Linked DNA regions of Homo sapiens: region 1 is linked to region 2. The links are chromatin loops, found by intact Hi-C in ENCODE. Cell type or tissue: breast epithelium. All regions are shown on one strand.

What was found. A loop is a pair of places that touch in the nucleus more often than their neighbours do. Peaks named below come from ENCODE experiments on the same cell type or tissue, not always from the same donor. Only the 100,000 strongest peaks of a DNase experiment are listed, where the experiment ranks them.
Region 1: a loop joins it to region 2, with 24 times the contacts of the local background. A loop is called at or near these places in 1 of 110 quality-filtered maps.

The regions. Positions count from the first base shown.
Region 1 is chr2:48,865,199-48,869,198 of GRCh38, reverse strand. No RefSeq gene overlaps it. Among named protein-coding and RNA genes, the nearest start is that of LHCGR, 110 kb to the right of the region's middle. In breast epithelium, no CTCF peak of the experiment used is centred here; no DNase peak of the experiment used is centred here.
Region 2 is chr2:47,615,884-47,619,883 of GRCh38, reverse strand. It overlaps a transcript of MSH2 not described here. Among named protein-coding and RNA genes, the nearest start is that of KCNK12, 47 kb to the right of the region's middle. In breast epithelium, no CTCF peak of the experiment used is centred here; a DNase peak (open chromatin) is centred at 1,603.

The DNA.
Region 1 (4,000 bases), 1.2 Mb before region 2:
TTTTAAATAAAATTTTAAAAATTAACGAGCTCATGTACACTTAAGATGTATGCTGTTTATGAAATGCATGTTATATCTCAAAAAGACAATTGTTTTAAAGAATGAACTCAGAGATGCCTAGAATTCTTAGAAAAATCAAAGTAATACTTTATATTTGTCCCATATTTTAAACTTTTCTAGGCAATTCCACATTCAGTGAGCTAAAAAAATCTTGAGATAGATTGAGCTGCCAACATGCTGTTTTTAGAACAGAGAAATGGTAACTTACATGGGATGTTAGTGGTAGATTCTGCACCAAAACCTTTGTCTCCACCAATTCCTAATCTAGTAACAGCATTTTAATTATTCCCACCTGGATGAACCTAACGTTAATGCAATTCAACCCTGCAGATATTGACAAAGACATTAAACAACCTATTCCTTTTTATTTGAAACAGGGTCTCATTCTGTTGCCCAGGCTGGAGTGCAGTAGCATGATTTTGGCTCACTGCAGCCTGGACCTTCCAGGCTCAAGTGATCCTCCCACCACAGCCTCCTGAGTAGCTAGAACTATAGGTGCTGGCTACCATGCTCGGCTAATTTTTTGTAATTTTTTTTATTTTTTTATTTTTATTTTTTTGTAGCGACAGGATTTCTCCTTGTTGCCCAGCTTGTCTCGAACTCCTGAGCTCAAGCAATCCTCCCCCTCAGCCTTCCAAAGTGCTGGGATTATAGGCATGAGCCACCACGCCCAGCCAACCACCTATTTTTGAGACAGATATTTCCTAGTGATGGGACAGATGTTGTGACATTTAATCTACTGATTTATACTTACTATACGCTAAATTGCAGATGTTTTTAATTGCCTAAGGGGTGTGTGTGAAGCCACCACTGACCCAGCTGATAAACAGCTTTATGGTTCCTGCTTTAAATATTCCATGATACTGGACACTTCAAATAACCAATGACAACATTGGCATTCTACAGCAAGTTATTTCTAAAAAAATTTTATTTTAGGTTTGGGGGTACACGTGGAGGTTTGTTATATAGGTAAACTCGTGTCATGGGGGTTCGTTGTACAGATTATTTCATCACTCAGGTATTAAGCCTAGTACTCAATAGTTATTTTTCCTGCTCCTCTCTCTCCTCCCACCCTCCACCCTCAAGTAGGCCCCATGTCTATTGTTCCCTTCTTTGTGTTCATAAGTTCTCATCATTTAGCTACCACCTGTAAATGAAAACATGTGGTATTTGGTTTTCTGTTCCTACATTAGTTTGCTATAGATAATAACCTCTAGCTCCATCCACATTCCCTCAAAAGATATGATTGTATTCTTTTTTATGGCTGCATAGTATTCCTTGTGTAAATGTACCACATTGTCTTTATCCAGTCTGTCATTGATGGGCATTTAGGTTGATTCCATGTCTGCTATTGTGAATAGTCTGCAATGAACATTTGCATGTGTGTGTCTTTATGGTAGAATGATTTATATTCCTCTGGGTACACACCCAGTAATGGGATTGCTGGGTCAAACAGTAGTTCTGCTTTCAACTCTTTCAGGAATCGCCCTACTGCTTTCCACAACGGTTGAACTAATTTACACTCCTACCAACAGTGTATAATTGTTCCCTTGTCTCTGCAACCTCGCCGGCATCTGTTATTTTTTTACTTTTTAATAATAGCCATTCTGACTGGTGTGAGATAATATCTCACATGGTTTTGATTTGCATTTCTTTAATAATCAGTAATATGGAACTTTTTAAAATATGTTCGTTGGCCGCATGTATGTCTTTTGAAAAGTGTCTGTTCATATCCTTTGCCCACTTTTTAATGGAGTTTTTCGCTTTGCTCTTATAAATTTGTTTAAGTTCCTTATAGATCACAGCAAGTTCTTAATCTCTGCTGTCACCATTGGAACCACTGTTCTTTCTAGAGCTATGATTCTTTAATGTTCTTTAGATTCTATTGGTTACTTCCTGTATTGATGTACAGGTAAATGGACTCAGGCATACATTGAGTTCTTCAGATAAGAGATTCCTGGGAATCACATATTTTGAAAACCAAGAAACAGATCATTATCAGGAAGAGAGGAGATTCCAAATGCTGCTGGTTTGAATTTTTTAACTTTATAAAAATGATATTTATTTTGAACTGGGTTCTGGTCATTAGGCATCAACATAAAGACTGATACATCTTTTCACCATGGCTTTCTATTAAAACCAGGCCTAAAATAACAGTACTTTTTGGATTTGGGTCAAGTTAATGTTGCCCCAAGAAGTTCCCCACCAAGTCTCTCATTTGACTCTCCCAAAGACTTTGAAGATAAGACAAGTACCATCCCCAGTCATAAGCTGAGAAAACTAAGGACGCAGGGATTTGTTTTAAGTCACACACCAGACTAGTGACAGGCAGGAACAAGATCTCAGACATCAGTACTACTACTAAATACGTATGTAGAATTGACCTTCATCAACCACATAACAAATTATCTCTAAACGTAATGACGTAAAGAGAGATCTGAAAAAAATAATAATATAAAATTAAATCCCAAGGCTAACCTAGGATCAGCACAATCAGCCAGCAGCACCATCATCTCAGGCTGTAGCAGCACCAAGCCCTTCCAGAAAAGCCCGGACTTTCCAGAAGCATCCTCAGCAAGTGTCACAAGGAAGGAAGCCAGAGGCTGCCCATCGCATACCTGAAGAGAGTCAACCTAGTCTCCTTAAACATTTCTTCTGCTCCACCCCTGAAAGAAGCAATGATTAAACTTTGAAGCCCTGTATATCTTAATACCTTGGAAACATTTGCTATGTATATCCTCATTAAATGAAAACATTGCAACGGCATTTAGAGTTTGGAGCTGAGGGGGCTGGGAAACATCACACTGCAGCAATAATGACACAAACAGAGAAACATTAACATTTCTGATTGTTCATTTCAATCCACAGTCAGGAGCAGCAGCAGCCACTATCAATTTATAGAAATGGGCTTTAATTCCTGAGTGACAATCTCTGCTACTCAGACTCAACATAAATGAACTCTGTGTGTGCACACAGATAAGTGTAGTGCCATGAACTATACACGTATGTATCTGGTGAATTAAAATGATAGCTTTTCCTTACACCAGTTTTAACTCCTGACTAATGCCCATGATATAGTCAGAAAGTCAACTGCAAGTTCGTGTTTGGCCAACAGTTATAAATGGCATGTGGACATTCTTAAGAACAGATTATTTTAATACTCCTTCAAATAAAGGCAAATAAAATCCAGGTCTAGATTTTGTAGCTCTCTAAGATAACCTTTGTCAAGTGGGGTTCAAAGACTCTTGTTTCAAAGTCAGCTGGTCGTGGCTGTTAAAATTTCAGACTATTTGGCACTTGCTCAGACCTAAAGAATGAGAATCACTAGAATGGGTCCCAGGAAACTGCAATTTTAACAGGCACTCAAGGGAATGTTATGCATCTAGGCCTAAGGAAGAGCTGGGAAAGTAGAGAAAAGATTAGAACCTTTTCTAGAAAGAATCCCAGAGAGCTAAGAGCAATACCAAAAGAGAGAGGTCCAGTTATTACCCCAGCCCTGTCTCCCCAGCTGCCATTAACAACCTCTGCCCCTTGAAAGTTCAAGGTCAGCACTGCCAAGGCCTGTGTCCACAAAGTCCAGACTTACTGATCCTATACAGATCCCTACCCCACCATCAAGTAAGGCCCAGGCATGCACCTGGCCCCCAAGCACCTGGTCTCTAACTTGGAGATGATGATTTTTTAGCTCCTGTATGACACACCTGTATGAAACCAACACTCCCAGGGGGTGTCCTGTCTCTGGAGCTGTAAGTCCAGTTCTCCTTTAACCCCAGCTTTCCCACAGGGAAACTCTGACCTTCTGGCCTAATCCCTCCAGCCTCTCCTTTGACTGCACTCCAAAGTTGGACTCCTCTATATCATCCTTTGCCAGCCACTTGAGAGATCTTGGGAAAGACATTAGTTGCTGTGTGTGAATATTGTAATTATACAGATGCTATGA
Region 2 (4,000 bases):
GATGTGTTGCTGCCATCTCTGCCTCCACTGTCAAATGGCTGGCTTTAGCCTGCATGACTCTGACCTCTTCTTTTATTTTATTTTGTTTTATTTATTTATTTATTTATTTATTTATTTATTTTTTGAGACAGAGTCTTGCTCTGTTGCCCAGGCTGGAGTGCAATGGCACGATCTTGGCTCACTGCAACCTCCGCCCCCCAGGTTCAAGCGATTCTCCTGCCTCAGCTTCCTGAGTAGTTGGGATTACAGGCATGCACCACCATGCCCGGTTAATTTTTGTATTTTTAGTAGAGATGGGGTTTCGGCATGGTGGCCAGGCTGGTCTCAAACTCCTGACCTCAGGTGATCCACCCACCTCGGCCTCCCAAAGTTCTGGGATTACAGCCATGAGCCATCATGCCCAGCCTGACCTCTTCTTTTAAAAATACCAGTCACATTAGGCTGGGCACAGTAGCTCACATCTGTAATCCCAGTACTTTGGGAGGCCAAGGTGGAGGACTGCTTGAGCCAGGAATTTGAGACCAGCCTGGACAACATAGCAAGACCCCATCTCTAAAAAATATTGTTTTAAAATTAGCCAGTCATCATGGTAGGTCACAATAGTCCCAGCTACTCAGGAGGCTGAGATGGGAGGATCCCTTGAGCCCAGGAGTTCAAGGCTGCAGTGAGCTATGATCACACTACTACACTCCAGCCTGGGTGACACGGTGAGACCATGCCAAAAAAAAAAAAAAAAATAGATACCACTCACATTAAATTAGGGACCCTTCCTCCAACGTGACTTCATCTTAACTAATTATATCCATGACAATGCTATTTCCAAGTGAGGTGACATTCTGAGGTACCAGGGGTTAGGACTTCAACATACCTCTTTGGAGGGAGATACAACTGAATCCATAAAAGCCTCTGAACTCATTTTGAGACAAGCATTCTCTCTTCAGTGCCTGGGCTAAGATGAGAGAAACATCAGGCATTCTCTCCACAGCCACAGGGAGAACTCCTAAGAGAGACCTGGGCCCACCTCTTGTCTATGCCCTCCAGGTTCAAGCGATTCTCCTGCCTCAGCCTACTGAGTAGCTGGGATTACAGGCATGCACCACCATGCCCGGGTAATTTTTGTATTTTTAGTAGAGATGGGGTTTCGGCATGGTGGCCAAGCTGGTCTCAAACTCCTGACCTCAGGTGATCCACCCACCTTGGCCTCCCAAAGTGCTGGGATTACAGCCACGAGCCATCACACCCTCCTCCATGAACACCCCTCCTGGCTCAGATTGCTACAGCCCAGGCTATTTGGCCAGAGGAGTGGCTTGAAGGGGACACAGCCCTACCTTCTTGCCCCATTTTGGGACTTCGGCTAGCTCTGGTGGTCCGCCAGGAGGACAGGCAGGCAAGGACTTCCTGATCCAATTGCTCAGGTACGTTAGAAAGGGAAAAGTGATGACAAAGCTCTTCGCGCATTTCTTAATACATTTTAAAGTCCTTAACAAAACAAACCTCAGGGCTGAATAAATTGGCTCCCAGATGCTGGCCAAGGAACAAACCAGTTGGACAGTGTGGGGAGTCGGAGAGAGGACAGGCCAGGAGCAGGGTGAGTAAAGAGACTGCCCCTCACCCGGCACCAGGCAGCTTCTTACTGAGATGCCTCTGCTGCTGATCTAGAACCTGGAGCTCTTGGCGCCCCCAGGCAGGGCAGGCGGGAGGGGCTCCTCTGCGAGAGCACTCCCTCCTCACCCAGCTGGTGCCTCCCTTCCCTTCCCCAGAAGGGACACCGGGACACAGGCCTGTCAGCAAATTTTCCCTGGCACGGCTTGGGCCTCAGGCAATTTGGCACCCCCTGAGATAGAGAAGGACAAGCACCGAAGCCTAGCCCCAACTCTCCCACCCGCTCGGGAAGAGAGCCAGTCTTAGAAGTCACCTCCAGGGAGGCCATCGGCTCCAAGGCCAAAGAGTGTGGCCTGTTGGGAGTAGAATTGAGGGGGGCTTTGCATAACCCTCCCATCAGAGGTATTTGGGAGGCAGTGGGTCACTCACTCCTGGTGGAGGTGGCCTCCCACAGCTTTTCCCCATCACTCGTCTCCCCAGCACAGCCCTTGCTTTCCCTCTGCCACTGGACACCCAGTGCGGATGCTGAGCAGACAGCTCAGTATTGAGTCTGCCGGCAGGGCTGCCAATGTAAACTCAGGACTTGGGGATAAGATTTATAGACCAAGAGGAGGGGTTGGCCTTAGACAGAAACTAGAGACTGGGGTGAGGTGCAGTGGGCACTGGTGGTATTGGTGAGAGATTGGAGAAGGAGTCTCCTCTAATGCTTTCTATTTTCTCCATGAAGAACAAGGCGCCTGCAAAGGGCTGGAATGGAGAGGGAAAGTGGATGTGGGGGCTGAGTGGGAAGCTGTGCAGGAATTTCCTGAGGAGGCATGCAAGGCAAAAACTGCCCCATGGTGTTGCCTGCACATTTGAGGTTTAGGGTAATAAACATTAAGTGAATTGGCCCAAATATAAGATTCTCTCCAGCAATGTTTGGCATCTCAGGCACAGAATGGAGGAGACAAAGGCTTGTCAGAGTGGGAGGGAGGCAAACAAGTTGAGGGTGTTTGCAGCAAAGTTATAACAAAGACGGACTGTGAACTCTAAGCCAGGGGGATGGTAGGGTCAGTATGATGTGACCCTTTGCTTGGGCCTTTGACAAGACTTCCGTGACAGCCAAGGATTGTCTGCCCTATCCGGGTGCAATAAGCCAGCCCTCCCCGTCGGCACTGTCAAACCCACACTGCTTGCCCCGCTCTCAAGTGGGGAGGGCACAAGCAAAATCAGGCAACCACTCGTCTTGATCAGATGGAAGACTTTTACAAGTAATTTGTGATTAATAAAAAAAAAAATTGAAGCTTGGGAATCATTTTCTTTGACTGAGTCTGTTGAAGGTTATCTCTGTCGTGTTACTTTGTCTCACTTATGTCCAGCTAAGCTGTCTTGAATGGAGAAGAAATGACAAGTTATGGCCAGCACAAGAGTATTGTGCAAAACCTGCAGTGCTGCTTTTTATGGAGAGTCCCTAGTGAGCAATGCCTAAGTAGCTCTAGAAATTTTTGTCCACATGAATGACAGTGCTGTAGGGGTCTTTGTGCCCAGTAAATGGCTCACACCTGCGGCCCTATCTAACGAGCTTTGTGGTACAGATTCTCAGGGCTACACAAATTCTTATTCAGAGGTTGCCATGGAGACTCCTGGCCACCCACCACCCTCTCTTTTACTCTTCTTCCAAAGTAGCAGGCGTAGCCTACCAGGCTGCCCAGCTGCTGGGTGCTTCCTAGCCTCCTTGTGTGGAGCCCCGTGACTATGTTTTAAGAAACAGTGAAGTGGTAGAAGCGATGTGTGCCACTTCCAGGCCGATGTCTTAAGGCACAGTGTGTTTCCTCTACATTCTCTTTCCATTTCCCACAAAGCTGGAGCACAGAGGGGCCTGCAACCTGGCTTCAACCTGGGACAAAGCTGAAGGGATAAAGAACAAGATGGAAAAAACTTGGGTCCCTCAATGATCAAGGGCAGCAAAGCTACCTGCCAACCAGTAATGCTCACTTTGACTGTATCTTAGATCAGTTGACTAGGAACAGACTCCCCAAGAGGTTTGCTGGGGAAAGCTCTCAGGAGGAGCACCTGTAAGTGGCAGGGCAGGAGAAACTGAACCACAGTGAAGTTTGGCAAGAGCCCTGCACTGATCCAGTGGGGAGCTCTAGACCTGGGATGGCCCTTCCAAGATGTCCTAGACTGAGGCATGGGGATGGAAACTTTTTACGCCATACCTACTAGTCCTTTTTGGATAAAGGCTGCTCCCAAAAGGGGCACAACTTGGGTGAGGCAGCCCCCTTTTTCCAAGGGTAATTCCCAGAGAGGGACTAAGCTAAGAGCCCTCAACAACCAATGCACCCAGCAGCTGGGGAAATGGATGAAGAAAGGGTCTGGGTGGTGCACCACAACATCCACTGCAGACTGTCACCTAAGG